2 separate regions of the Homo sapiens genome follow, and region 2 is linked to region 1. The links are chromatin loops, found by intact Hi-C in ENCODE. Cell type or tissue: heart right ventricle. All regions are shown on one strand. Each heading gives the region's core, and the rest is flanking DNA. Links, peaks and the distances in the headings are about the cores only.

Region 1 (15,594 bases), core at 2,671-10,670:
CGCCTTTGATTGCTGAGACAATATCAGCAAACTGCCAAGGTCTTGGTTGTCACCTGGGCTGAGGGGCTCATGTGTTTTCTGATTAAGCATTTGTATATTCTCAGGCAAGCTAATGAAACCCACTATTCCCTTTGACAATGCAGACACCTAGTATTGCCATAAAGGTGAGGGTGAGGTTTCTTTCTGGATTTACTCTGCCTTCTGGACAGAAGCTTTAAATAGACCAGAGGCAGAAGAAGATTGAAGGAGGAAGCCCCATCCTAATGTTTGTAGCATCTTTCTTTAAGGGCTTGCTCCTCTTACCCCACACTGGTCCACCTTCTGCTCTGTAACCAGGTTAAAACTTCCCAGAATTATAACTTCTATTTGCTGCCTGCTGAGCCTCCAAACCTTGTCTGGCTGTTTCTCTTAGAGAATGAAGTTTGCAGTTCCTAGGAACTCACACATTCTAGCCCAGTCTGTCCTGTAGACGTGGTCTCTCTTTTTTTCTTTTTATCCTCCCTATTTCTGGCATTAAGTAGGTGTGCAGTAAATGTTGTTGTATGATCCACCCAAATATGACTATTGTTCTTTCACAGACCTGCTCTGTACTTTACCACCTTTGTTCCTTTCTTACTCTATCAGAGTTGTCCCTTGGTATATAGAGGGGATTGGTTCCAGGCAACCCACATATCCAGAATCTGCACATATTCAAGTCCTGTAGTTAGCCCTATGTCACCTATCCCTGTTAGACTGTTCTTGTGTTGCTATAAAGAAACAACTGAGGCTGGGTGCTGTGGCTCATGCCTGTAATCCCAGCACTTTGGGAGGCCAAGGCAGGCAGATCTTGAGGTCAAGAGTTCAAGACCAGCCTGGCCAATGTGGTGAAACCCCATCTCTACTAAAAATACAAAAATTAGCCGGGCATGGTGGTGGGTGTCTGTATTCCCAGCTACATGGGAGGCTGAGGCAGGAGAATAGCTTGAACCCGGGAGGTGGAGGTTGCAGTGAGCCAAGACCATGCCACTGCACTCTAGCCTGGGCAATAAGAGCGAAACTCTTTCACTGGGGGTGGGTGGGGGGAAACTTAAGACTGGGCAATTTAGAAAGAAAAGAGATTTAATTGGCTCACAGTTCTGCAGGCTGCACAAGCATGGTGCCAGCATCTGCTCGGCCTCTGGGGAGGCCTCAGGGAGCATTTACTTATGTCAGAAGGGCAAAAAAGGAGCAGGCACATCACATGGTGAAAGTAGGAGCAAGAGAGAGGGTGGGAGGTGCCACAATCTTTAAACAGCCAGCTCACATGAGAACTCACTCAGTATTGTGAGGACAGCACCAAGCCATTAGGGATCCACCCCCATAACCCAGACATCTTCCACCAGGCTCCACCTTCAACGCTGGGGATTACCTTTCAACATGAGATTTGAGTGGGGGAAAAATATCCAAACTATATCATTCCTCTCCTGGCCCCCGAAATGTCATGTCCTCCTCACATTTCAAACTACAATCATTGTTTCTCACTAGCCTCCCAAAGTCTTAACTCATTCCATTTTTAACTCAGAAGTCCCAAGTTCAAAGTCCCATCTGAAGATGAGTTCCTTCTACCTGTGAGCCTGTAAAATCAAAACGCAGTATTTACTTCCAAGATGCAATGGTGGTACAGGCATGAGGTCAACACTCTTATTCCCAAAAGGAGAAACTGGCCAAAAGAAAGGTGCTACAGGCCCCCACACAAGTCTGCAACCCAGCAGGGCAGTCATTAAGTCTTAAAGCTCCAAAATAATTCTTGACTCCATGTCCCATACCTAGGGCACACTGGTGCAATGGGCAGGCTCCCAAAGCCTTGGGCAGGAACACTCCTGTGGCTTTGCAGTGTACAGCCCCTGCAGCTGCTCTCATGGGTTGGAGTTGAGTGTCTGTTGCTTTTCCAAGCACAAAGGTGCACATCGCCAGTGGATCTACCATTCTAGAATGTGGACGATAGTGGCCCCCTTCCCACAGCTCTGCTAGGCAGTGTCCCAGAGGGGACTTTGTGTGGGGTCTCCAACCCCACATATAACCTAAGCACTGCCCTAATAGAACATCTCTGGTGGGCTCTGCCCCTGTAGCAGGCTTCTGCATGGGCACCCAGGCTTTCTTATACATTCTCTGAAATCTGGTAGAGGCTGTCAAGCCTCCTTCACTCTTGCACTCTCCGTCCTGACAGGCTTAACACCCCATGGAAGTTGCCAAGGTTTATAGCTTGCACTCTCTGAAGCTGCAGCCTGAGATGTATCTTGGGCCCTTTGGGCTGAGGCTGGAACTGGAGAGGCCACAATGCAAAGAGCAGCCTTTTGGGGTGGTGCAGGGCAATGGTGTCCTGGCCCTGGCCCAGGAAACCATTCTTTCTTCCTAGGCCTCTGGGCCTGTAATGGGAGGGGCAGCCTGGAAGACTTCTGAAATGCCTTCAGGGCCTTTTTCCCATTGTCTTGGCTGTCGTACCTGGCCCCTTTTTAGTTATGCTAATATCTCTAGCAAGTTGTGGGTTCTTCTCCCCCACCACCCACCACCACCCTATAAAGCCTTTTCTTTCTTTTCCACATGGTTAGGCTACGAAATTTCCAAATTTTTACACCCTGCTTCCCTCTTTAAGTTCCAACTTTTAGATCATTGCTTTGCTCCTCCATCTGGACACTTTGCTGCTTAGAAATGTCCTCTGGCAGATACCCTAGGTTGTCACTCTTAAGTTAAAACTTCCACAGATCTCTAGGGCATGGACTCAATACAGTCACATTCTTTGCTAAGGCACATCAAGGGTGACCTTTAATCAAGTTCCCAATAAGTTCCTCATTCGCATCTGAGAACTTGTCAGACTGGACTTCAGTGTCCTTATCACTATCTGCATTTTGGTCACAACCATTAAACCAGTCTATAAGAAGTTCCAGACTTTCCCATCTTCTTCTGAGCCCTCCAAACTCTTAGCCCCTGTATGTTACCCAGCTCCAAAGTTGCCTCCATATTTTCATATATGTTTATAGTAGTATCTCACTCCTGGTACCAATTTTTCTGTGTTAGGCTGTTCTTGCCTTGCTATAAACACCTATGACTGGATAATTTATAAAGAAAAATGGTTTAATTGGCTCATGATTCTGCAGGCTGTACAAGCATGGCACCAGCATCTGCTTGGCTTCTAGGGACACCTCAAGGAGTGTTTACTTATGGCAGAAGGTGAAGCAGGAACAGGTACATCACATGCAAGAGGAGAGTGGGAGCAAGAGAAAGTGTTTAAAAAAAGAGAAACTCTTTTTTTCTTAAACTCTTAAAAACTCTTAAAAAAAACTTCTTAAAAAAAGAGTTTCTCTTTTTTTAAACAACCAGATCTTGAGAAAATTCACATCATGAGGACAGCACCAAGCCATGAGGGATCCGCCCCCATGACCCAAACACTAACCATCAGGCCTCACCTCCAAAATTGGGGATTACGTTTCAACATAAGATTTGGATGGGGAAAAATATCCAAACTGTATCACAGCCTGTGGGAAAAATCAGCCCTCAGTATAGCTGGGTTTCCCATTCCAGATTTTGTTGAAAAAAATCCATATGTCAGTGGACCCATACAGTTCAACCCCATGTTACTCAACGGTCAACTGCACTTCCCTGCTGAATGCCTCCCTTTCTCCTCCTCTGCCCATTTAGAGCTCCCATTTAATTGCCACATAGTTCATGGAAACCTCCCAGATTCTTCACTACCAAAATGTCATCTCTTTCACCCTCACCACCATGTAGCTTTTGTGCTCCTCCTTGTAGAGTCGTCATATATGGTTGTGCAGGTTGTTTTCAATCTAACTCTGAGAGTGTCCTGCATATTACCTGTTGGTTTATGTGGAAGGCTCCCTGGGAAGTGGGCCATTCCCAAGCTCAGCTGTTGTGGGTGGCAGCCCAGCACAGCGGCGCATCCATGTTCTGACGTTTGTGGAGTTTTTTGTATTCTGTCTTCCTCTGACTCTCCAAGATCGTAAGCTGCCTGTAGAGAACACTCGTAGCTCATTCATCACCTGTATCCCTGTTGTAACTTATATGTAGTTATTGCTTAATAGCTCTTTGTTAGATATTCATTCAGCCCGTTTTTTGTCTGTGCTTGGAAGAACTAATTGAAAATACTTCATCAAAAACGCGATGCAAAAGTAGTAGAGAAAAAAAGCAGTATCATAAGTTAATATTGGTAATAGATAACCTGTATTGAAATCTTACCATATATCAGGTAGTACTTTACTAAGCACTTTATGTTTATTATGTTATTTTATCCTCACAATTATCCAGTATAATATTCCTTGCTTCCCATTATCTCTTTCCTGCTTTGGAGATGAGAAAATTAGGCCTTGAGAGATGAAGTGACTTGCTTACAGTCACTCAGTAGGTACTGCAGCCGGGATGCCAAGCCAGGCATTCTGGAACATAGTCCAAACTCCGAACTCTTGATACAAAGTGTGCCATCAACTGTTTCTGCCCTCCTATGCTGGTGGTTACAGTGATAATACAAGGAGGGGCATTGGCTTTTTGTTGTTGTTACAGGAATATCTATTCAGGACCCATGATTCACCAGGTTCTTTGCTGGATACTGTGGATGGGGATGAAAAGATGGTTTCTGTCGTCTGTGGTCTCACAGTAGGGACAAGGAGCCAGCAGTTTAAATACGTATCACAATGCCTTGCTACAGATGGCGGATGAGCTTTTCACACAAGGTGCAGAGTTAGCAGAAGAAAGACACGAGGAAGTGCTCAAAGAAGATTTCCAGGAGGAGATGACTTACAAAGGGAATTTTGAAGAATGAACAGGAATTCATGGGGCTTCCAAGCAGGGAAGGGCATTCCATGGAGAGGGAACAGCACAAGCAAAGATACAGAAATATGGAAAGTATGATGCATTAGAGCAAATATAAGAAGCTTGGTCCATTTATTATTGTCACCCCATGGCTAAAATTAAGCTGCCCCTCTACTGTAGATGAACATGCAACTTGACCATGATATAGGCTTACCTTTATCCATTCTCCGTTAATAAGAATCCATTATGGCAACTGTGGCCTTGGGAGACAGTCGTGGAAACACTGAGGGCCAAATGGACCGTCTGTCTCCCTGGTGACTTTGTCCTGCTGCCTCTGACTTGGCCCTCAGGTAAGCCACTGGCCAGTGGGCAAACACAGCATTGTCCCTTCATGCCACCAAGCATCACCAAGGCCCAGTGGCAGCTTCTTATAGGGCATTTAGGGAAGCTGTAGGGAAAATATGCCCCTTTCCCCTGAGCATGGTGAGCATAGATAATTTTATGGGAAAGTTGCAGTCTTTAAAAGGCAGTGGGTCCCATGGGGAAATTCTGCAGTGCTGACTGCTTTTTGATTCGTTTATTCAGTTTATTACCCTTAGGCACCTGTTACATGTATGGCAGGTTGGCCTTGAGAAATTTCTTTCTTCAGGTCTAGACCCACCCATTCAGCAGCAGCACTGGCTTTGCCACCCCTGACTTCAGCTTGGTTGCCCAATCCCAGACTCACTGTCCTCCTCCAAGGTGCCTTTCTCATTGTATTCCCTGTCCTGGAGCCATTGCCGCTGACCCAGGAACCCCAGTGTTGCCTTCTGCTCCTCCCTCTTTTTTTTCTCATATCTAATATCTGTTCTCCTGAAATCCTCTAGATCCAGCTTCCTTGTTGCTCTTCCTGGGATAGACACTTTTTTTTTTTTTTTTTTTTTTTGAGATGCAGTTTTGCTCTTGTTGCCCAGGCTGGAGTGCAATGGCACGATCTTGGCTCACAGCAACCTCTGCCTCCCAGGTTCAAGTGCTGCTCCTGCCTCAACCTCCCAAGTAGCTGGAATTACAGGCATCTGCCACCACGCCTGGCTAATTTTGTATTTTTAGTAGAGACAGGGTTTCGCCATGTTGGTCAGGCTGGACTCAAACTCGTGACCTCAGGTGATCCGCCCACCTCGGCCTCCCAAAGTGCTAGGATTACGGGTATGAGCCACGGCACCTGGCCAACACTGTCTTAATCGGATTCTCATTTCACATCCACCAAGTCTAATGATCTCCTAAATGACATGTCTACATCTGTTCCCCTCATCTCCCATCTATCCATTCAGTTCATTGATTCAACTCCTACTCTCTTCTAGGCACTGTGCTGTAGATCATGGGCCTGTCTATTTGAATGTATCTGATGTGATCCTTGAGCTTGCTGAGCTCACATGGGGGGTGTAGACAAGTAGACAGGCAACCACTACATAAGGATGAGTAGGCCGGTACGTATGGCTGGGATAACAGTTAGGAAGGACCCCTGACCTAGATGTGGGTAGTCAGGAAAGGATCCTAGGAGCAAATGATGGCGGTCCTAAGGCAGACTAAGAGATAACCAAGTGCTGAATGTGGAGGTGCAGGGTGGGCAAGACTGTGAGCTCCATGACAGCAGGGGCAGTGTGGGTATGTCTGACTCACCACTGTGTCCCCAGCATCCAGCTCATCCCCTGACAAATAGGGTGTACTCAGTGAGGATTTATTGAATGAGCAACTGCGGGACAGATGCCTGCAGAGCAAGCTAAATATGATAAGGCCCAGGGTGGAGAGAGAGCACGGGGTAGGGGGCGGGAAACTGAGAGATGGTCTGTATGTCTGGAACATAGGACAGGTGTGGGGAGTGACCATGCCGACGGCCGAGAGCTAAAAGGCCAGTCATCCTGCCCCCCACACCTCCCTGAAGTCTAGTCTGTTAATTTTTATTTTATTTTATTTTATTTCATTTTATTTTATTTATTTATTTTGTGATGGGGTCTCGCTCCATCACCCAGGCTGGAGTGCAGTCGTGCAATCTCGGCTCACTGCAACCTCCACCACCCAGATTCAAGCAATTTTCCTGCCTCAGCCTCCCAAGTAGCTGGGACTACAGGCATGTGCCACCACACCAGGCTAATTTTTTGTGTTTTTAGTAGAGATGGGGTTTCACTGTGTTACCCAGGATGGTCTCGATCTCCTGATCTCATTATCTACCCACCTTGGCCTCCCAAAGTGCTGGGATTACAGGCGTGAGCCGCCGTGCCCTGTCCAAACTGTTTTAATTAAACTTTCATTGCATTCTCATGTCCTTCTCTGCTCCAACCCTGGAGCCCTACTAAGCCCCTCCGCCCCCGGCCCCCACTCCTAATACACCCTGGGCCCAGCCTTTGTCTGTTGCTCTCCTCAGATTGCATCCCCTCTGCCTTCTTCTCTTGTCAAAGTCCTGCATTTCCCTTTAGGGCACAGCTTCCCTCTCCTCTTACACGTCCTTCTGACCCTGTCAGAATTGGCTGCTGCTCTTACTCCCGTGGAACTTTGTGTTCTTTTGTAGTCCTTATCACATTCCGCCCCGTGCTTATATTTAACTGCGCTCGTCTGTCTCTGAGCAGTATGAGCTCTTTGAGGTCAGCGGGCCGGGTCATTCTCATCTTTGTATTTCCCACAGTGCTTTATTTCTAGTAGGTACTCATTCATGGCATTACGCTTTATGTCATTATTTGTAGTAGCACAATAGTATTTATGCTAGTAGTTCTTGACTGACGTATTGCTTTGTATCTAGCCAGTAGGGCGCATCTGCTATTGATTATTATCCCATGTTTATTTTTGATGTGCCGTATTTTGCACTTCTTATTTTATTTAATCAACACAGCAGCCTGATGAGAAGGTCTTTCTCCACATTTTCCAGAATGTAGAAATAGCAGTGCAGAGGGGTAAGTGACATGCTCAAGATTCCCACTCATACATTTCAGACCTGGGTTTGGAACCTGTTTCCATTTAACTCCGGAAGTTTTGCCCTTGCGTAATGCTCCTTGGTATTTCGGGTGCTGCCTCAGTAAAAGCAACATCAGACATCTCAGCTCCTAACTGAAAGTGTTCAGGGCATAATGAAGTTGTTTGCCACCAGAATCTGATTTTATTATCAAAAGTATTAAAGTAACCGCTTGGTTGGCACAGAATCCACTTTGGTCTGAGTTCTGGCCACCAAAGCTTTCAGTAGAGGCTGGAGGCCATTGGCTTAGTATACAACCTGGAAGTGGTCTATTTCAGATGAACAAAAGCTATAGAAATATTAAAAGTGAGGACAGGCTGTTACTGGGTGATGGGAGCTCCCGATGACTCCATCTTAAAGCCTGGTTTTCTTTTGGAGAGGAACAAGCAGAAGACAGAACTTACACTGTGCTATTGGAGAAGTCTCTTGCCAGCCGCCTGCAGCCAGTCTAAAAAACTTACACTACATTGTTGTGTTTCTGCGTTAAGGCTGATAAGTCAGATATAAAGGTTGACCAAATTGTTAACACATGCTCTACTTACGGCTTTCAGAAAAAAATGAATCCTAATAACAGGTATGGCGTTTGGCCTGAATTGGGTGTCAGTAGTGATTGGTGGTTGGTTGTCACTTCTCTGAGTCACAGAGGTTGGGTGAGATGACTTCTCTCCTTTTCAGCTCCTGCAGCCTCACCAGTGAGCACTGTTTTCGTAACATTCCAGATTTACTTTCACAATTGCCGTTAGAAACGTGCCCCACCGTAGGAACTGTGAAGAGTGTGTTTTTGCAGCTGTAATTCAAAGAGCCGTACCTCTCCACCTGACCCTTCCTTCTCACACTCCCCACAGACGGAACCCTCTGCACTTCCACCTTATTGCTGACTCCATTGCGGAGCAGATCCTGGCCACGCTCTTCCAGACCTGGATGGTGCCCGCTGTGCGTGTGGACTTCTACAATGCAGACGAGCTCAAGGTATGGGCAGGAGGGGAGGCACTTCCGTGATCTCCTCTAGCTGGAAGCGTTATTACTTGTGGTTGAGCAGACTGTAGCAATGCCAGAAATCTCAGCTCCTAACTGAAAATGTGTAGGGCGTAAGGAAGTTGTTTGCCAGCAGAATCTGATTTTATTATCGAAGTATTAAAGTAACCCCTTTGAGTGCACAAAATCCACTTTGGTCTGTGAGTTTTGACCACCAAGGCTTTCTGGAGACGCTGGAGAGCATTGGCCTGGTGTATAATCTGAAAGTGGTCTATGGTAGCTGTCATCTAGAGAGTTCCATTACCCAGTGAAGTAAAGGCTGAACTCAGACCCCCATGGGCTGGGGTTTAAATTTGCCTGTTGTCACTTACTGATCAAAAGACACAAAGTAAACCACGCATCTCTGCTGGACCTGTTTTCTCATCAGTAGAAAAGGTGGATGAAATACCAAACTCATGGGGATAATTAAGAGGCTCAAATGAGAGAATATATTTGAATGTGCTTTAAAAAGACACTGCTGAATAAATATTAAAGGTTATGTCAGGCTGGAGGGGTTTCAACCAAATGAAACCTTTTTGGTCATCTCTTCCCCTTACAATTTTTTTGTGGTGCCATTTTGCTTGCATCGTGTTGAGACCCACAGCCCGATTAAGAAGTCCTGTATATTCTGGCTCTTGATTCTACTTCCAGTCTTGTCACTGGCATTCCCGTAAACCTTCGCTATTCCTTTAACTCTAAGTAGCAGAGCACACCTCTGGTTCCCTTTGCCCCCTCTTCTGTGTTTGAGTCTTTGCTTATTCTGTTCCTTCCATCTGATATTTCCTTCCCACCTATCTTGCCACAACTCCTGTTCGTACTTCAGGACTCAGCTGCAGTGCCAACTCCTCTTAAGAAACAGCCTGACTTCCACAGGAAAGAGGAAGACATTTTTTGTTCACTTGTCTGTCTACTGAACCTTTCTTAATGGGGTAGGAGGAGAGGAGCCGCATCTTATTCTTTTCTATATTTCTGGTGCATAGTAGGTACCCACTAATGCTTGTGGATTTAACAAATTGCTGTGATTAGAGGAACATGTAACTTTGCAGAAATGCACTGATGCTCTGTCTCTGATCACCTTGGGAAGGACTCAACACCTAAGCATGAGGCTGACTCTGGCAAATTGCTTGTTCCAAACCTCATAAAGCCATTATCTTTTCATTTTAGAGCCATAGCATTTTTAATAGATCACTGACATGCCAGCCAGAGTTTCTGATTTTCACATATTTCAGGCTCTGAGGTTGATGGAGATGTTCAGAATTTAGCATTTGGGGATTGTCTTGGTAATTTGCGTGCCATTCCCAATCTATTCTGAGCCTAAAATTGATTAACACTCTTAAAAAGGGAAAAACAAAATTTAGCAAATTGCTGCGCTAATTAAGGTGAAAGCAAGCCACTCTGTCTCCCAGGGTCTTAGCGCCAACACCATGGGGGAAAAGCAACATGGGAGGAGGAGCAGCAGCTGGTTCCGAAGGATGCCTCTGCCGCTGTGTTCACCATTTACCTTTCTTTGGGTAGGAGTCCAGTGCCATGTCCCCTGTGAGCCTGCACCCTTTACTTTGTAAGAAGACACCGAAGTGTGCTGGGCGTAGTGGCTCATGCCTGTAATCCCAGCACTTTAGGAGGCTGAGGTGGGGAGGATCACTTGAGCCCAGGAGTTTGAGACCAGCCTGGGAAACATAGTGAGACCCCCACCTCTACAAAAAAATTTTAAAAATTAGCCAAGTGTGACGGCACACACCTGTAGTCAGTCTAAGCTGCTCTGGAGGCTGAGGGCAGGGGGATCACTTGATCCCAGGAGTTCGAGACCAGCCTGGGAAACATAGTGAGATGCGTGTCTCTACAAAAAACTAGCTGGATGTGGTGACTGCACCTGTAGTCCCAGCTACTCTGGAGGCTGAAAAAGGAAGATCACTTGAGCCCAGGAGTTCAAGACTGCAGTGAGCTATGATCGTACCACTGTATGCCAGCCTGGGTGATAGAGCTGGCATGTGGTACAATTGTAGTGGTATGCATTATGATGTGGTACAATCACAGTGGTAAGATCATGGCTAAATGATTGTATCATTTTTTTTCCTCAAAAAAGAAAAAAAAACGGAAAAAAGAAAAAGAAAATACAAAGTGATTGGGAAAAAACTAATTTCAAATCCTGGTTTACCGCCGAAGAATTCTCTAACTGGTTTTGAACCTTGGTTCTCTCAGCTCTCAGATGGCTTGGGACTGAGTCAGCCACAAAGGAAGGGGTGAAATAAGATGGGTCAGTGTACACGACATGACAGCTTCTTAAAAATGCTTCATTCCACTTGTAGCCAAGGCCAGAATGACTTAAAATGCACTCGGGTGGTGTGGCCGGTTGTGAAGTCCATCAACAGCTAAGAAGTTGAAGGAGTAAGGTACCATGGACTGGAATTCCCTCCTGGAAGCCCCTTCCATGAGGTCTCGGATGAAAGGGGAGAAGGGGAGGAAACACTGATGCTCTGACTCTGTCAGGCCTACTTTAATCCAGGGAGACCAACTGTCTATTATTTTACGTGCTGGCTTTATATATATATACATCCGAAATAAATACTTCATGGCTTAAAAAATAATAATTTAGAAAATACAATCTGATACGTTCAAAAGAATATTGTCTCTAGAGTCCTGTCCTCTAACCCGATGTCTACTATCGAAGACTTCATCAAAGTTTCCTGACACCTGCTTTTTATTCCCCTACCAATTAACCACCTGTCTCTCTCACATTCCTGAATCCCATGAGAGTGTTGTCAGAATCCAGTACAACAGTATGAAAGTATTTATAAAACGTAATTTTTTCATAATACTAGTAACTGTGGTTCATGACAAAGCCAGGATGAAAACCCAGGCCTGTCTGACTCCATGATCTATTAGTCTGTCTATGTTTTAGTTTATACATAACCCGGATCAACAACCCCAAAGCCATGATCTGCCTACTCCACCAGCCTGACAGCCCCTCTGTAGTGGCATCACCATCTGCTTAGTTGCTGTTCTGGAACTGAGAGCTCATCTTTGTCCCTTTCTCTTGCCCTGGGTCTAACCACATCACACCCTAGCGTGGCTCCACCTCCCCTACACCTACCTAGTCCATGCTTTGTGATCTTTCCCCAGCACAATGGCAAGTGTTTTTCACACTAGTCTCTTCCTTCCACTGCTCACCTCTCCTCCCCCATATCTTTTCTCTCAGTAGCAAAAGTCAGCTTTCCAAAAACAAGCGCAGTCATGCCACTCTTTTCCTCTGGGTAAAACCTTTTCTGGTTTCCTACTGCTCTGAGCTAGAGGCCACAGTTTTTGTTTGTTTGTTTGTTTTGCAGACAGAGTCTTGCTCTGTCGCCCAGGCTGGAGTGCAGTGGCGTGATCTCGGCTCATTGCAACCTCCACCTCCTGGGTTCAAGTGATTCTTCTGCCTCGGCCTCCTGAGTAGAGTAGCTGGGACCATAGGCGTGCACTACCAGGCCCAGCTAATTTTTATATTTTTATTAAAGACGGGGTTTCACCAAGTTGGCCAGGTTGGTCTCGAACGCCTGACCTCAAGTGATCCATCTACCTCAGGTGATCTGCCTACCTCAGTCTCCCAAAGTGCTGGGATTACGGGCATGAGCCACTGCCCCCGGCTGAGGCCACAGTTCTTAACCGAGTCACATCTCTCTGCGGACGCTGGCTCCTGCCTCCTTCCAAGTTGTTCTTGCACCACTTGCGTCCTTCCTCACTCTCCAGTCCTGCAGATTCATTTTGCTCCTTCTTTCCCACCAGAGCGTTCTATTTATTAAACTGTTGCCCAACCTCCTTCCTTTCCCCCATTGCTAATGAATAACAAGTTCTTTTGCTAAAGTTACGTGTACTCAGGGAAACTTTCCCTGTCTTTATCATTTCATAGGGGTTGCTTTGTTACATGTTCTCCTAGAATCACATACATTTCTTCAGTAAACTCAACACAGAGGGTATTCTTTCATGCTTTTGTGTGATGAGCTAATAGATGTCTATCTCCTATACCGTAAGCTCCCAAACCAGGATCACGTCTGTTTTTCACCACCTTTGTATCCCAAAGGCCTGACGTGAGGCTTTTAAAGATGTTTGCTAAACATTTTTAAAAGAAGCTTTATAGATGTGTGCTAAAACTCATAAAGATGCTTGCTAAATGACTGGCTTATAAAGATGTTTACTGAATGACTGATACACAATGAATTTAGAGCTGGGTCCCTAAGAATAATAAAACCGATGGCAGAGTTTCTTTATCACGGTCAGGCCCAGGAATTCACGTTTCTTTATCACTGTAGAGCCCAGGGTCACCACATTCCTAATGCCTATTTGTGTCCCAGAGGCTTGTGTGGGTAGCCAGGAGTTTGCCCACCAGCCACCCTGAAGTCGCATAGATAAGGCAGCAACATTTGCACCAGCCCACCTCCTAAGAGCAGCTCTGGGACAGGTGAGTGAGTGTCTTTCCATGACAGGTATGCTAGGAAGGAAACACATTAAAACACCATCCAGTAGACGACCTTAGGGAAGGAGGAAGAACAGGAGAGAAATGGACTTGCGCCGTGTTCCACAGTTGCATTCAGGAAGCATGTCAGATGGTACCCTCAGCAGACACCCGTGACGGCCTCCCTTGATACAGCTCCAAGAAATCACTTTGTACAGCTGTTGGAAATGGCATTTCTCAGAAATGTTCCTGTGGGCCCCTTATGATATCTGTTAGTGCTGTAGAATGAAGTAATAGGAAACAGGACATTTGTGAGGGATTGGTGCATGATTAAAAACGAACTGTGGGAAATTCGCAGTGGACTGGTACACTTCTCTCTGTAATGACCAATTAGTGGGGATTTGCAAATAGTGATGGCTCAGCCTGCCTATCTCTATGGCCTGTGAAATGCTCATTGGTCTTCCCAATGTTTACATGGCCCATTTGTTTCCGGCCTCCAACTCCTGGTACCAACAGGCTACCAGGACTGAAGGTACCTCTGCTCTGAACTCCACTCACTCAAAACATGCAGCTCCTGTCTACAGGAGGAAAACTTATTTTTGCGTAGAGCTTTGTCAATGATGCGTGCTGTCACTCATCTCTCATGATGACCCTGGGGGTTGGAAAGATAAGTATGATTACCTCCACCTCACTTAAGTTAAAGTGTGGGGTTGAAGAGCATTTGCTTAAGATTAGACTGCTAACAAGTGCTGACGCTGATATTTGACTTTTCCCTTCCCAAAAGAAATGGTATGAGATAGAGGATTGTATAATTCAGTAGACATGGATGTAGTGGAGATCTTAAGGGAATTTGAAAGATATGGACCACAGCCCCTGGGGAATGACTGTTGGTTACCACTGTTGAGTTGCACTTGAATTCAAAATTCCTCTTTTCCATGGCTTTGGATCCCACAGGCTGTGGTCTAACATCTGTTGTTTAAGAATCACTTACTCAACCATTGTGGAAGACAGTGTGGCAATTCCTCAAGAATCTAGAACCAGAACTACCATTTGACTCAGCAATCCCATTACTGAGTATATACCCAAAGGATTATAAATCATTCTACTATAAAGACACATGCACATGTATGTTTATTGTGGCTCTATTCACAATAGCAAAGACTTGGAACCAACCCAAATGCCCATCAATGATAGACTGGATCAAGAAAATGTGGCACATAGACACCATGGAATACTATGCAGCCTTTAAAAAGGATAAGTTCATGTCCTTTGTAGGAACATGGATGAAGCTGGAAACCATCATTCTCAGCAAACTAACACAAGAACAGAAAACCAAGCTCTGTATGTTCTCACTCATAAGTGGGAGTTGAACAATGAGAACACATGGACACAGGGAAGGGAACATCACACACTGGGGCCTGTCAGGGGGTGGGGGCCTGGGGGAGGGATAGCATTAGGAAAAATACCTAATGTAGATGATGGGTTGATGGGTGCAGTAAACCACCATAGCACATGTATACCCATATAACAAAACTGTATGGTCTACACATGTATCCCATAACTTAAAGTATAATAATAAAGAATCATTTACTTCATTTCTCATGTTTTACATGGTTCTCTCATGGTCTGTTTCTCAACAACACCTCTATGGACTAGGTCCTGTTATTATTCCCATTGTACATACAAAGGAACTGAGGCATAGGGGAGTTAACTAACTACAAATCATGTAACCGGTACATGGCAGAGCCAGGATGAATATCCAGAACTGTCTGACTCCAGTATCTGTGCCCTTTCTCCTATGTCCTGTTTCCCTCTCTGTGGCTTATTTCAGCTAAGTTACTGTCATTGTGTCTAGACAAGGACTCTCTGAGCTTTTGATGGGGGCAGGTTCCTTCTCTGGGTGTTCCTGAAGAACCAGTATATTAAGCATGGCTCCTGCATGGAAGGCCTGCTGGGAATGGTACTTCCTGTAGGGGATGAAAGGGAGCCCTTCTAAGGATGCTGCTGAGGAGGGGGATGGCTCTGTCACTTCCATCCAAGGATCCTGTTCTAAACTAACAGTCATCACTCTAGACAGTTGGCTTTAAATCAGGAAAACATTTCTTGCCAGTTTTCAGACAAGGCCCTACATGTCTACCAGCCTTTGATCTTGCTCCAGCTGGCCCAGAAAGTCACCCCCATGCCATCACTGGGGTGCGCGTGATCCCGAGCTCAGGAAGGGAAGCGGCAGGGCAGTGGCTGTTTCATGATTCACCTGTCTAGCTGGGAGCCCTAATTTTTCTCCTTTTCTCTTAGACCCAATGCCCGCTTGTTACCAACATCAGAAAGATGATGAAGTGAGATTCAGGACTGTGGCTGCAGAAAATATTGATGGTGGACTCTAAAAACT
Region 2 (15,594 bases), core at 5,106-13,105, 100 kb before region 1:
CAGCAACAACAACAAAGAAAACAAAAGCAAACAAAAAAATTTCTGAACAAATGCACAGATGAAGTAGAGTTGCCATATGAAAATGTAATTCCCTCTGTTAAATTGGAATTTCACATAAACAATGGCCAATTTTTTTAGTATAAATATATCCTAAATATTGCAGGGCATATGTTTATGCAAAAAATTTATTATCATAAATTCAAATCTAACGGCCATCCTGTATTTTAATTTCCTAAATTCATCAACCTGAGGATATAGGAGTCATTTTATGGGAACAGATTTGAAGGCTTATCACTGTTTCCCAAAGTAAGAGGTACCTGTGACCTGTGTTGATCATACTTAAGTATATGGGGTGAGATGGAAATTGGAGTGTACATTGTGCAAGGAACTGGGACAATGTATTGGGAGGGAAACATGAATTCGGAATTAGTAGTTAGTAATGGGGAATTAACTCAAAATTAAATAAACTTGTGGATGGTTTGTAACTCTTTAGAGAAATTTCTTAGTGCTGGTTTCAGAACAGTGAAAGGAAAGCCGTTGTCAGCTGGGATCTGCCGCGTTTCCATGGAGGCCCTTTGCTCAATGATGTCTGTGATCCTGTGAGCGTGACAACTTTAGCCTAGCCTGTGCGATGCCACTGCAGTTGCAACTGGGGGCTCATCTGCTTTCCAGTCCTTGCCATGTGTTGTTTGGGGAGCTAGGGGAAGAGAATTTCTGAACTGGGAACTTGTTTGAAATACAAATGCTTGGACTCTATTTCAGAGGCAGATGCTCTGGGGGTTAGGGCCTGGCGATCCTACATTTAACCCAGCCCTCCAGAGGACCCTGATGCTGGATAAAGTTTAGGAGCCACTGCTGTAGACAGTACTAGGGGATGGGGCTATGGAAGAATGTTTGTTTTGCAGTTTAAAAGGATAGCTGCATATGCAGTGGGGGGATGAGAGTGCAGCCAGCTAGGAAGACCACTTTGAGAAAGTCACCCAGGCGTTACCCAGTATCCAGTTACCAGCCTGCCCTTAGGAACATTAATTCAAAGAAGCAGGACGACATGGATCTGTTGTACCTCTAAGAAGTATGGGAGGACTCAGTGAGCTTGGAAAAAGACCACCCTATTGGTGGTCAAAAGAGATTCATGAGTGATGTTAAGACATGAGAAACGCCTGTGGTGATAGGCAGGTAACTCTGGGTTGTAGGCCTGACCTAGCCAGTAACTTAACTGGGTGATCTCATACAACTACTTAATTTTCTCTGGACATCCATTTTTGATTGTGTAAAGTGAAGATTTTGAAGGAACGACCCTAATTCTGATTCTTTCTAGCCCAAGCTTCTCATGCAAAGGTAGGAGCCCAAAGATGGTGGAAGTGAAGCCTCCATCAATTGAGCATGGAGTTCAGATAGTCCTGCTTCTTAAATAGTCTCTTCTCCTTCCTGATTTCTTTCCACCTCTTGCCAACAAGTCCTTCTGGCAGCATGCCTCCAAAGGATATGAGAGGGGACTGCCTTTGAATTTCAGAGGACAATCTGAAGCGGGTGAGGAATGTGTCCTATGTTCATTACACACGAGGTAATCACCTGCCATCTTTCCATAACCTGAGATGGCGTAGATTGGAATTTAGGGTACATGGAGCAGAGTGGGGTTTGAATGGGTCAGAGACCTGCGTGTGGTTGCTGTTCTTTCACGCAAGTACCTGAGGCCAGTTGGGCCAAGGGAGGCCACAGGCCTGAGTGAGAACAAGTTGAGTAGCAACATAGGACCATGCCACAGTCAGTTTTACCTGAGCAGTGAAGATTATCCTGCCAATTTCTTTTGTTTTTCCTTCCTTCAATTGATTTGTTATCAAGGTAAATTTATATTACAGTTCTTAATTTGGCATTTATATGATTAAAGCAGTTATTATTTGTCATTGTCCCCAACAGATTATGTGTTGTCTTTTATCTCATTTTTGACTTTGGTCATCTAATTCTACTAAGTGAGTGTAATTATGTCCCCCAGTTTACAGATGAGGCCTCAGGCTTAGTGAGGGTAAGGAACGTCTCCATGGTACACAGCCAGAGAAGCCGAGGGTTGAACCAGCCTTATCTGCCTCTAGAGCTGGAGTTTTTTATTGCCATGCTCTTGAATGTGAGGCTGTTCTCTGAACGAGGGGCTCCTCATTTTTCCAGGCCAAGACCAGCTTTTCTCATTTCTTTGGAATTACATGATCATGTGTGTGATGGAAGAGGGGCAACATTTCTGGCCTGCTGGTCACCACAGTGGTAGGAGAGTGGGCACTTCAGCTGTAGTAGCCAACTTGGTAGGAGGGCAGGAGTCAGTCTGCATGGACCAGTTTCCAGGATGATTCTGCTTTCATTATTGACCACTGGGTACTCATTTTGTTTTATGTTATGTTATGTTATGTTATGTTATGTTATGTTATGTTATGTTATGTTACGTTATGTTACGTTATTTACTTTTTCTTTGAGACAGGGTCTTGCTGTCACCCAGGCTGGAGTGCAGCAGCACCATCCTGGCTCACTGCAGCCTCAACCTCCCAAACTCAAGTAATCCTCTCACCTCAGCCTCCTAAATAGCTGGGAACACAGGCACATGCCACCATAGCTGGCTAATATTAAATTTTTTGTAGGCACGGTGTCTCGCCATGTTGCCCACGCTGGTCTTGAACTCCTGGGGTCAAGTGATCCTCTCACCTTGGACACCCAAGGTGCTGTGATTACACATGGAAGCCACTGTGCCCAGCCCTGGGCACTCATTTTAAAATGCTGAATATCAAGGAAGAAGAGTAAACAAATACATGGATCGATCATTTATGCATTAAGAAAGTTTAACCTGAAAAAAAAAAGAGCCTACAACAGAACCACCAATTAGGTAATTAAGAGTGCCAACCTGGTTTGCTGTGTCCAGCTGTGTGTGCTGGCTTGTGTGTTTCAAATAAACCACCAGCGACCGCGGAATGAATGAATCCTGAGCTGTGATTGATGTGCTTCCCAGTAGCCAGATGTGGTTCTCTGCATTTATGTACTAGTGGAATAGCAGGGGGGATTCCTAGCGAAAGGCTGTTTAGGGATACATTTTAATGTGGTTCCAGAAGGGAGTGGAAACAGCCCTCTCATTTTTCTTTATCTGATCCTGGGGGAGCTGGGACTTTTTTTTGAAACCAACTCTATCCATTCCTTTAATGATCATCTGAACAGCCAAACCTTCTGGGACTATTATGCATAATCCTTCTCTAAGCTGAATCTATTTTCCCTCATCTGTAGATATATCTATCCCCCTACTCTTTTTAAAATAAAACTGATTAATTATAAGAAAATAGATATGAAATGAAGCACTGAGCTGCTTCTTAGCACATCTCAGCCCTTCAGTGATGGGATTTTGCTCTCAAGATGGAGAGGTCCCATAAAGGGGCAATTTTTCAGAACAAACACACAACAGATTAGCCACAGGGTAGGCAATTTAGGTACCTTTAAAAGTGTAGCTGTCGTCCTCACCGTTGACAAATACTTACCATATACCTTCTGTGAGTACAAAGATTATGCAGAGCAAATTCCTAAGGCACAGAGTCCGCACCATGGAAACATAATTTAAATTTCACTCTGGTTGAGGCTGTTGAAGAATGCTGGGGGTCAAGCTTTCTTCCCTGTGTTGTTGCCTCTGCTTTCTTTTTTAGAGACTAGTAGGTTAGTGGCTTTTCTTGCTGGCCTCAGCTTTTCATGCTACCCACATGCAGACACACACACACACACACACACACACACACACACACACACACACACACTGTACCCCTCACCCCTCAATTTCTGTGACTCTAATTACTGTTTGTTTCCTCCACTTCTCTACCCATTTCTTTCGTCTCTTGACCACTCAGAGTCAAGGAGGGGTTTCCTGATGAATTTCCATTGATGATGGAGTGGACTGTGTGACTCACCTAGTTACCCCATGGCTGGACCCACCTCATAGCCAGTGGGTTCATGGCCTCAGTGAACATGCCCCTCTTGTGCTGGTCTCCTCTAGAAGCCTTCGAGCCTGTGATCCGTCTTCTCGTGCCTGCCTGAAGGCTGTTTAGATGCTCAGTGCAGGGCCATTTCTCCCACTGAGGCTGGCATCTTTACTAGCTCAAGGCCATTCATTTCCAGTGTTAGGCCTGCAATCCAGGCTCCAGCTTCCCTGTCCGGGTAGGATTTGCCCTTTTTTTTTCCCCCATCCCCAGGGTTCCAGGGTTGTGCCAAATGGGATAGTGGTAGTGGTTAATGCTCTCCAGACTCAAACTTCCTGGGGTTGAATCTTGGCATTAGCTCTACTTGTTGGGTGGTTTGGTTGGGACAAGTTACTCCACTTTTCTGGACTTCTGCCTTTATAAAATGGCACACCACTCAATATGCAGCACACGTTAGCTCTTACCTTTATTTTCTGAAATCTGGAGAAGATAATGTCTGTTTAAAACCCGTATTTCTAGGTCAGGCACGGTGGCTCACGCCTACAGTCCCAACACTTTGGGAGGCTGATGCAAGAGGACTACTTGAGGCCGGGAGTTCAAGAGTGACCTACGCAACATAGCAAGACCCTGTCTCTGCAAAAAAAATAAAACAATAAAAATAAAAATTAGCCAAGCATAGTGGTGCTCACTTGTAGTCTCAGCTACCTGAGAGGCTGAGGAAGGAGGACTGCTGGAGTCCAGAAGTTTGAGGCTGCAGTGAGCTATGATCACACCATTGCACTCCAGCCTGGGTGATAAAGTGAGACCCCAACTCTAAAACAAACACAAACAAACTCATATTCTTACCTTTTCCCTTCTCTGTGCTCTTTCCTTTTAGTCTGGTCTCAGAGGTGTTTCTGCTCATATCATTTGGCCATAGGTAGCAGGCAGTTTTCCTGTACAGCATCCTATGTATCGGTCAGCTGTGGGCAGCTCACCTAACTTCTCTCCAGTAAGGAGGTCGGCCTCATTCCTGGTTTCCAGGGTATCCTTCAGACCCATGGTCTATTCAATATTTTAGGACACATTTGAACGAAAGTGTGAAGAATTCTAAATTGAGGCGTAGTATAGCAGAGGATTTTAACACAGGGGTTAGAACCCTTGAAAGAGACCAATCCATTCTAACCTTCGGATCTCAGTTCTTCCCTGTCTCCTATCCTGCTGCAGACCCCCTGGACGCTTCGCTCCAGCAGGTTACAAAACATGGGAGCCTGGTGGCCACCCCTTGCTCTTGCATAGCTCCCTTAGCAGGGCTCTTCTCTCTCCTGCCTTGCTTCACCTTGTTCACCTGGGGAAACTGCTGTACCTCTGTGGGATTAAGCTGGAGCTCGGTGTTTGTCACCCTACAACTGCTCCTATAACACTTGGCCCTCTCTTGCTTGCTTGGGATCTATATCCAGCACAGTGCCTCGTACACAGTAGGGGCACAATAAATGATGAGCGAATGATTTCTTACGTAAAGATTTGGGACAGTTTACTACCAAAGGTCTTCTGCAGCTGTGTCATTTGTTGCTTTGGAAATTTCTAAGTTTTAACTGGTCTTTTGAGAAAAAACATCATACAGCATTTATCGTGTACTCTAATGCCCCTTTTTCAAAGTAATGACTTCCCATTGAAATGTGCCCCTGGTTTTAAAGAATTTTGCCATTTCCTTCTCTAATGTGTAGGACGACTCCGTTACACTTGGATCGATGTACCTGCCATTGTGGTGATCTTGATTTATTCTACTCAAATGACAGCAGAGCTGTTGGAATGTTATGAATTCCTTAGGAATTTGCATCATTCTATTCCTCTGCTCAGAAAAATCAAATGAGTGCCTTGTGCCCATTGTGTCCAGTCTAAATGCCTCTGATTAAAAGAACCTTTTGTGGTCCCCCAGGAACTCTCTGCACCTGCTGCTGTCATTTCCATTCTCCTTTCTTCAGCCAGCCAGGGACGAGTTGTTCCTTTCCCCTTGACACACAGTATGGCTTCTGAGCCTTCCTTGCCACTGTCTTCCTAACTTGTTCAGCTCCCTGGCTGGTTCATCACCATGATCATGCATTAGACCATGACCTAGCCATTTTCTGGGGCCAATTCTTCCAGTTTTCATTTTTAATTTGATTCTTTGATTCACTGGTTCAGTCTCTTCTGAGAAGACGTTAGTCTTTAAAACCTTTCCCCAGACTGCTTATTCCTCAAAGGCTTAACACCGAATACAATTTGTATTACATTATTCTGCATTCTTAAGTTTTGTTTTTTTTTTTCAATCTCCTTGAATTGCTTGTAACTGCCTTGCTGTCATGAGCTATTGTCTTCTGCTTCTTTGGAAAGTGCCCAGGGTAGTTCTTTGCTCGTATAGCTACTCAAACAGACATTTGTTGAACGGCAGTAGCATTTTCCAAGTGGGAACATAGACAACAGGGACAGTGGAATTATACGGTGATGATGAAGTTTTCCTTTTTTTTTTTTTTTTTTTTTCTGCCTAGCAAAGGTCTGATGAGAGAGGAAAGTACATCAAAGTAGCATTGGCCAGCTGAGCGTGGTGGCTCACGCCTGTAATCCCAGCACTTTGAGAGGCCGAGGCGGGCAGATCACCTGAGGTCAGGAGTTTGAGACCAGCCTGGCTAACATGGCAAAACCCCCGTCTGTACAAAAAATATAAAAATTAGCTGGGCTTGGTGGCGCATGCCTGTAATCCCAGCTACTCGGGAGGCTGAGGCAGGAGAATGGTGTGAACCCGGGAGGTGGAGCTTGCAGTGAGCTGAGATCGCGCCACTGCACTCCAGCCTGGGTGACAGAGCAAGACTCCGTCTCAAAAAAAAAAAAAAAGAATTAAAGAATTAAAATGGAGAGTAGGTACCTCTAAACAACCACGCCACCTGGACCACCCTGAATAGAGGAGAATGAGTTATGAAGGAAGCGCGCTACTGCCTCACCAAGGATGAGTTTAAATCCAAGTGCAGTCTTGGCGTGCATTCAATGCAAATGACTAGTAGGGGTAAAGCTAGATAGACCCTAGATATGAGTCCCAGTGCCACTCTTTTTAGATCCATGACCCTCTGGTAAGTTCCTTCACCTTCCTCAGCTTTGGCTCTCTTATTTGTAAAACAGGGCCTGACGCCAGCAACCTCACAGGTCTAGGCACCTTCGTGGCGTGGTGGGATCGTGTTTTCAGGGTCTTGGAGGTCTGGATTTTAAACCTGGCTCTGCTGCAGATGAGCGGGGTGGCTTCTGAGAATCACTTACTTCCTGTGTGTCTCATTTTGCTCAGTGGTATAAAAGTGGTAATGACTGTGATTGGCTGAATTGCGCCCCTCCATGTCCGAAGTTGTGTTGAAGCCTTAACCCCTGATACCCAGGAATGTGACTGGGGATGGGGTCTTTACAGAGGTGATTAAAGTAAAATGAGGTCATTATGGTAGGCCCTAGTCCTATCCGACTGGTGTCCCTATAAGAAGAAGAGATTAGGACACAGATACAGAGGAAAGACCCCATGAAGACACTAGCAGAAGATGGCCAGCTGCAGGCCAAGGAGAGGCCGCAGAAGAAACTAACTCTGGGCTGGGGGTGATGGCTCGCGCCTGTAATCCCAGCACTTTGGGAGGCCAAGGCGGGCGGATCACGAGGTCAGGAGTTCGAGACCAGCCTGACCGACATCGTGAAACCCCGACTTTACTAAAAATACAAACATTAGCTTGGTGTGGTAGCACATGCCTGCAATCCCACCTACTCAGGAGGCTGCGGCAGGAGAATCGCTTGAACGCGGGAGGCAGAGGTTGCAGTGAGCCGAGATAGCACCACTGTACTCCAGCCTGGGCGACAGAGCGAGACTCTGTCTCCTACACACAAAAAAGAAGAAACAAACCCTGCCAACACTTTGATATCAGACTTCCAACCTCCAGAACTCTAAGAGAATGAGTTCCTGTTGTTTCAGCCCCATAGTCTGGTATTCTGTTAGGGCCGCCCTAGCAACATAGTATGAGGACAATCACCTGAAGGTATGAAATGCCTCAGGCAGGCATGTAATGTCTGTGTTATGGCGAGGGGCACTCAGGAGGGCTTCTGGCTGGGCTGGGTATGAGGGTCTCTGTCTACGCATTGGCCACCACAACCCCCTTCCAGAGCGTCTTTTCCCCATAGACAGCCTCAGTGCCCAGTGCACTGTCATATCCCTTAGATTTTTCTTTTCTCTTTCCCTCCCTCCCTCCCTCCAATAGCAGCTCCATATCAGCAACTCCTAACTTCTATTCAGTCCGTGGAGGCTGGACTCACGACAGTGCCAAGCTTGGTTGAAAACACTCTTTTCTCCTCTGGGATAGGTGCTTTCTTAGTCCTGAGCCTGACATTCTACACAGTGGCCAAGGGAATTTTCCCTAAGGGTCCTTCTGGGTGATATTTGGGACTGGATCCTTCTCAGCAGCTTGGACATCGTCAGCCTGGTCAAGTGTCATCCTCTCTAAGGCCCTGGCTCGTTCCATCCTGTGTGTGTGCACAGATGTCCATATCCTGGGTCTCTGCTTGGCAATTCTGCAGACACTTCCAGAGCTAAGCACACTCTGGTTCCCTAGTTTCTCTCTGGCTTTCTCAGATGTGCTTGATATTGTTGATTTTTATGGGGGTTCTCGCCCCCAGGGCCCTCACAGTGCTACTAAAATCATAACAGTGACATCAGCCACTTGGGTGTGTGGGTCGACTGTGGGAGGCAGCTCCATCTGGAAACTAAAAAGAGACACAAAATCCTCTTCTTTTGCTTCCCCCGGACTTATCTGTATCTTTGCAGGTAGACAGGGCCAAATGGAGAATTTACAAATTGACACTTTTCTAAAGCAGCTTGATATTTTAGAAAGTTCCCTTGATTCCAAAGAACTGAGACCAGGGAGTAAGATTGGCTGCAAAGCCAGAGCAGTTGGAGAAAGGAGGGAGCATGATGCGTGTGTGCTTGGACAGTCTTGGTTGTTTTGCATCAGAAATATAGCCACAAACCCCATCTATAGGATTTTAGGAACCTAATAACCACTTCCAGCTGTTAACACCTTGAGACTTTCTAAGTTACAGTCAAAGAGGATCCCTGGCAAGCTAACATTGATTTTATAAATTTTGTTATAGGGAGGTTGAATGTTTTTCCCATTCACCTGGATACTCCCTGTATTTTACTAATGGACTCACAGTAAAATGATGGGCCTGCTTGTGCCAGGGGGCAGGTGTGGCCCCGGGAGCTCTCCCTTTCTCACCTGACAGATGCATCTAGTGTCAGGGCAGTGAGAGAGGGAAGCCAGCATGTTTTCCCCATTCCCTCCCACATCTTTAGTAGCCATGATATTATTCAGCTAGAATTGGTCTCGCGTGCCAGTTCTGGATCTACTGAAGATGACAGAATTCTTACTGGATGATGGGGTGATGGTTGCTTTTTCAGGCTGCTTTCTGGTGACATTCTGGAAGACACACCTTAACACATATATGTTAGTTTTCTGTTGCTACTATATCAAATCACCATACACTTAGTGGCTTAAAATAATACAGATTTACTTTTTTATAGTTCTGGAGGTCAGAAGTCCAAAATCAGTCTCACTGGACTAAAGTCAGGGTGTCCATAGGGCTGTTTCATTCTGCAGTGGTTTCAGGATCTGAGATGTCATGGATTAGGAAGAATTTGAGATTGTACCTGCCTGAGGGCAGAAAAGGGCCAATTCACAGGGATTTATGTGTCTCTGTCTTTTGACGAAAAGAACTTCTAAGAAGGTAGGTTAGCTATGCAAATGATCTGAGGCCCAGGTATCTTCTGTCTGGATTTGCTGAATCATTTCCTTTCTTTAAAGCGATTTAGTTGATTTTTACTAGAACCTCTTCCATCCCCTTCCAGAAGGAGAATCTGAAATTACATCAAGTTACTTGTTTAATAATTTTATTAGTTGTCCTGTGACCAAGACTGACTTACCCCAGGTAACACATTGAGTTATGGGCCGAGTTGGGACTTGAACCTGTGGCTTCTTTCCTAGCCTTGAAGCTCACCCCTTATACCAGGATACTCTTGCTGCTTTCTAGGAGCTCCCCCTTCCTGTTTCCTCCTCTGCAGTGCAGATGGTGCCATGAGAGGGAGCTTTCCCTCTGTTCTCAGGCCCTGACGAGGTCCCTCTTGGCCATTGGAGGCGGTACCCTGGAGGCTTGTGTGGGGGTGTGGGCTGAGCCGTGTGATCCATGTTTGCTATAATGGGAAGCAGCTCCCAGAAGAGAAAGACATGCATTTGTATGCAGCCAGTCTGATGGGGTTGAAATAAACTCAGCACTGATCAAACGACACACAGCCAGCACATTGCAGGGAAGACAAACCAACATGGAATGCTGATTTTTCTCACTGTCATCTTTAGAAACCTTCTTTCTTGTCGCCCACCGGGGCAGTTAACTGTTAGGAGCCAGCCCTGTGTTCAAATCCATTTATTGATGGATGTGTTTTCCATTTATCATCTGTGGGACTCTTGGGTGATGTTTCTTTTCCGAGCTCCAATTCTTTCATCTATAAACTGGGCATGTTAATGGTAACTCATAGATTTTTAGAGTTAAAGTAATGCAAGTGCCTTACACAATGCCTGCACGTATTAAACATTCAGTAGTAGGTAGGTGCTATTATCATCATCGAAAACATTATCATGTTTATTGCCTTATTGACTTGGATGAACACGGTAGTGTATATAATAAAGTAGCCAGTCTAGAATCTGGCCTGTGGTTATCTGTAATAAATGAAAGCTGTGGAAATAGTGTGGGATAACTCAAAGACCTGAATAATTCAGCAGATACAATGGAGTTGGAAGATTCTAGGGACTTAAATTCTTCTCCCAGCTCTGTCTCAAAATAACTGCATTGCCTTGGACAAGTCGCTTTGCTTTCCATAACTTCACTTTCCTCATCAGTGAAATGGGGCTGAGCATTGTGTGGTATTGGAAAAGAATAACTGAAGTGCTTAGTTCCATGCTGGAATGAAGTAGAGACGTGAGCAGTGCTGTCTTATCTGACTTACTGGTGGGATCAACATCGCTCTTCCTGGAGAGAGCCAGGTCATCACAAGAACCATAAATTGTGCGTATCCTTTAACTCCATGATAGACCCTTCAACTCAATGCTTTTATTTTCAGGGAAATACTGTCTCCAAATATAGACTCTAAAAGAAAAGATGGAAGGGGGTGGAACAGACTCTGCAAGAATCTGTTCATGACAACGCTGTTGAAAACAGCTCAAAATTGAGGCTTCAGCAGTGCCCAGTGTTGCCAGGTGTGTGTTGTGTTGTGCTGTATTGTGTGTGTTTCCACCACAGAGCCCTTTGTGGCTGTGGGACCTGTCAGACGCATGAGACGTGTAGCTTTCTAATTTATGGGGTGCACCATGGTGGCAAGTGTTGGTGATGGCCACACCCTACTGTTTTGATGGAAGGACAGTGACTTGGCCAAGGTTTTACAGCCGTGAAATGTCTCAGTGAGGATTTGAGCTCAGGTTTCTTGTGCCTGGGTCCTCCTTAGTGTGGGTCCTCTGCTCTGGCAACAGGCAGAGCACTGCTTTAGAGCCTCTGCGTGTCTGGCTGTGGCCTCAGGGGTCTAGCAGCAGTGCTAGAGCAGACCCAGCTTGTCAGATCCGGGGCTGCTTAGAGGCCACCTAAGTGATTCCTTTGGCAGCAAGCAACATTCGGCCAAGGACATAGCTGGCGGGGGCCCTGACAAGGGGTGTGTGAGTGCATAAAGGTTGGTGTATCAGGAGTAAGTGAGAAGGAGGAGGCCGGCTGGAATTTTACCCTTCAGTGCTTTTCTGTGTGTAGACAGAGATTGGGCGGAGGTAGGTAGGGACCATGTGTAGGTGGATTATCATCTTTTCCAGGCCTCACTGATGAGTGTCGTGCCTTGCAACAGTAGTGCTCAGGGAATCAGGCTCAGTTGCGAGAGGCTCCCGGCAGATGAGGGTACTGCCCAGAAGGATCATGGAGAGCTCAATGATGGAATGTTCACAAAGCTTCTGGCCCTAAGAGAGCACTCGGTGAGCATGGGTTGCCTGTCCCGTTCCTGGAGTTGGGGCAGGGTGGGACATTTGAACGAGGTCTTTGTAGCCATACAGCAATCATCAGGCCAGGATTCTGGGGAGAAATCCCCAATTTCCAGTAAGTTCCCCTGTCTGCACACCCGTGCTTGTACTGGGTCACAGCCCTGCAGATACATGTATGCATCTTCAAGAACATTAGAGTGGGATTTGGAGGCATAAAATAGCCTTCCATATTCCTTTGTTTTATACAGTATACATCATTACTTTGTTTTATACAGTAATTACAGTCTATAATAAAAGAAATGAGTCAATAAAATGGATAATTAGACATGTGGTCATTCCTAAGATTTAAGATCTAGAAATATGACAATTCAGCGCTTTAGTATCCCTCTGCTAAGACGCTTTAGTGGAAGCTCCACATTGAGGATAAAACTTAAACTCAGGCTGGTGCACAGATCCTCCCATGACTTGGCCTGAGCCTGCCTCCTCTAATTCATTTTTCTGATGTTCTTCCTTAACATTCTGGAAGACACACCTTAACACATATATGTTAGTTTTCTGTTGCTACTGTATCAAATCACCATAAACTTAGTGGCTTAAAATAATACAGATTTACTCTTTTATCGTTCTGAAGGTCAGAAGTCCAAAATCAGTCTCACTGGACTAAAGTCAGGGTGTTCACAGGGCTGTTTTCTTCTGGAAGCTCTGAGGGAGAATCCCATCCCCTTGCCCTTTTCAGCTTCTAGCAGCCACCTGCATCCCTTGGCTTGTGGTCCCATCCTCCATCCACAAAATGAATCACACCACTTTCTGCCTCCATTATCACACCAACATTCCCTCCGACGCCGACTCTTCCTGCATCTCTCTTATAAGGACCTTTGTAATTATATCAGGCCCAGCAGGATAATCTGGGATCATCTTCCACCTCTAGGTCTTTAATCATACCTACAAAGTCCTTTTTTGTTATGTAACGTGATACTCACAAATTTCAGGAATTATCAGGAGGTAATCTTTGGGGGGCATTATTTAGTCTATCATGATGTGTCTCTCTAGTCTTTTTTTATTTTATTTTTTTTTTTTTTTTCACTTTAGGCTCTGGGATACATGTCCTAAACATGCAGGTTTGTTGCATAGGTATACATGTGCCACAGTGGTTTGCTGCACCTGTCAGCCTGTCATCTGGGTTTTAAGCCCCACATGCATTAGGTATTTGTCTTAATGCTCTCCCTCCGCTTTTCCTCCACCCCTCTGATAGGCCCTGGTGTGTGATGTTCCCCTCCTTGTGTCCATGTGTTCTCATTGTTCAACTCCCATTTATGAGTGAGAACATGCGATGTTTGGTTTTCTTTTCCTGTGTTAGTTTGTTGAGGTTGATGGTTTTCAGCTTCATCAATGTCCCTGCAAAGGACATGAACTCATGCACTCTAGTCTTTGTACCTGGTGTTTGCACTTCCTGGAACACCTTTTCCTGCCTTCTTTGCCAGGGTAACTCCTAGTCACCCTTTAGAACCCCGTCTCAGGGTCTTCTGCTCTACAAGAAGACAACTTTGTACCTAATCTTTCTCCTGCTCCATTGTTCTGGCAATCTGCCCCTCTTCCTTGCTTATCTAATATCTTGAGCCTACACATCTAGTAACATTTACCTCACACTGTATTGTAGTTATAGGTTTATTTTTCTTGCCTCTGTAGTCCTTGGGGACAGGAGCTGCTGTAATTTGATGGATGCCCAGGATAACAGGGACCACAGCAGGAACCTTATCTCACACCATAGAGGCATCCCAAGGAGAAGCCCTTTGTCCTGATTTCCACGTAGCCTTCCTTGTTGGCCTGGAATTACATTTCCTCCTAGAAACTGCAGTCCATTGGGCTTCAGCTTGTCAAGGTCCCGTGTTTTCCTGTCCCTTCGACTGTCTAATTCCCTCTTTGTTGGTCTGCTGTAGATTAGCCTAAGTAAAAGTGAATAGACAATTTCCTATTAACATTTATATTGCTTTTCTTTTCTATTTCTCGGCAAGGCCCTGAAAACTAGGATGGCTGTGGAAAAATGTTGTTTTATCTAAATAATGTCCCTACTGGGGGCTAGATTCTGGCTTTTGGCTGGGCCTTGGAGAATGGTAGGTGTGGTGGACACATGAGCCCCAGGAAAAAATTAAGGCGCAGAGGTCAGTCCAGAAGCTGCAGATTACATTCAGCAAATGCATATTGAATGCCTACTATGTGTCTGCACCCATGCAAGGTCTTAGTGCATGTAATTCATATCTAGCATTTATTAAGCGGTTATTATGTTCCCAGCACATAATATGTGCCAAGCATTGTTCCTAGTGCTTTACCTTGACTTTTTGGAACAACTCTGTGAAATGCAGCCACAGTTATTGGAGGAGATGGCAGTGGAGCCGGCTCTTGCAGATGAGAAGGATTGGGACAGGTTTTTATGACAGAGGAGAGGAACACTCACACTAATGAACTAGCAAAATCGCAAGACACAAGTAGATTCAGACACCCATGAGCACAAGAGGCCGACACTCAAATATCCCCTAAGAATCTGATTACTTCATTGTGCCCTCCCCTTTTGAGCTGTCACCATGGATTCCACTTGCAGCAAGGACTGCCATGTTGCTTCCCTATATCCATTGTCCCTTTTCTGCTTAGGAACAGACTTCTGCTTACATTCAGGAGAGCAAAGCAGCCAGATAAATGACTGTCTCCCTGCCCCTGTGGCAGTTGGGCATGGCCATGGAACTTCAGGGAATCCACTTACAATCACTTTTGCTGTTGAGATGTGTCCCCGTTTTTGGCCTTCTCTTCCACTACTTTTGGCTGCCAGCCTGCAACAAGGATGTTGATGCTCTAGCATGATATTGGACACTGAGGGGCCTCAACCTAGAGCTGAGGATGGTAAAGCAGAATGTTGGGATCCAGGGAAGTCAATGGCACTGTTAAATCACGTTCCACCCTACACTACCAACCTCCTGACTTTCTGGATGTGAGAGAGACATAAAAGTCCCTTTGGTTTAAGCCACTGTTATCAGGAATTTATTGTCACGCGCTGCCGAGACTAATTGCAGTGGATGCACTGTTCTGTTTCCAGCAACCTCCTTTTCATCTGCAGAAGTCCACATTCCACCTTTGCTTTATGAAAACTTTTGGCCTCCAATTCCCATTTTCCTTTCCATCTGTTGCCGTTCTTCTGAAAACACCATCATGGACCCATCCAATCATGTATCCTGACAGCAATGTAAAGGCATCATTTCCAAGCATCTTCAGGTACTCTCCCTGTAGCACCTGCGTTCCCCTCCAGGCCGTGACCACTCCGAGTGTGATCCAGGTACAAAAAGCATCAGCATCACCTGGGAGCTGCTCAAGAAGACACAACTGCAGGCCCATCCCAAGATTATGAATCAGAGCCCGCATTTTAACAAGATCCCAGGAAATCCATGTTCCTCTTACAGGGTGAGAAACACTGCTGTCAACGTCTTTGTCCTCACTGCCAGCTGCTCACCTCAGACCACGGATGTGGAAATCCACTCTCGGGCTACACCCTCCTGTCCCTCCAGGTCTCTCATGCCTTGTCAACCTTTCCTACAAGCTTAAAAGGTACCTAAACTACTGCAGATTGCTAC

The links. A loop is a pair of places that touch in the nucleus more often than their neighbours do. Peaks named below come from ENCODE experiments on the same cell type or tissue, not always from the same donor. Only the 100,000 strongest peaks of a DNase experiment are listed, where the experiment ranks them.
Region 2: it touches region 1 in a loop (2.0-fold over the local background); 1 of 110 quality-filtered maps calls a loop at or near these places.

What each region holds. Positions count from the first base shown.
Region 1 is chr22:33,597,572-33,613,165 of GRCh38, reverse strand. LARGE1 (LARGE xylosyl- and glucuronyltransferase 1) reads left to right here. Exons shown (of 15, transcript NM_133642.5): 5 at 8,608-8,731. Among named protein-coding and RNA genes, the nearest start is that of SNORA50B, 100 kb to the left of the region's middle. In heart right ventricle, for the core only: no CTCF peak of the experiment used is centred there; a DNase peak (open chromatin) is centred at 7,315; H3K27ac peaks cover 2,845 bases.
Region 2 is chr22:33,700,820-33,716,413 of GRCh38, reverse strand. All of the region lies in intron 2 of LARGE1 (LARGE xylosyl- and glucuronyltransferase 1), which reads left to right. It overlaps SNORA50B (small nucleolar RNA, H/ACA box 50B), which reads left to right and starts at 11,494; the gene lies at 11,494-11,628. In heart right ventricle, for the core only: a CTCF peak has its summit at 10,011; no DNase peak of the experiment used is centred there.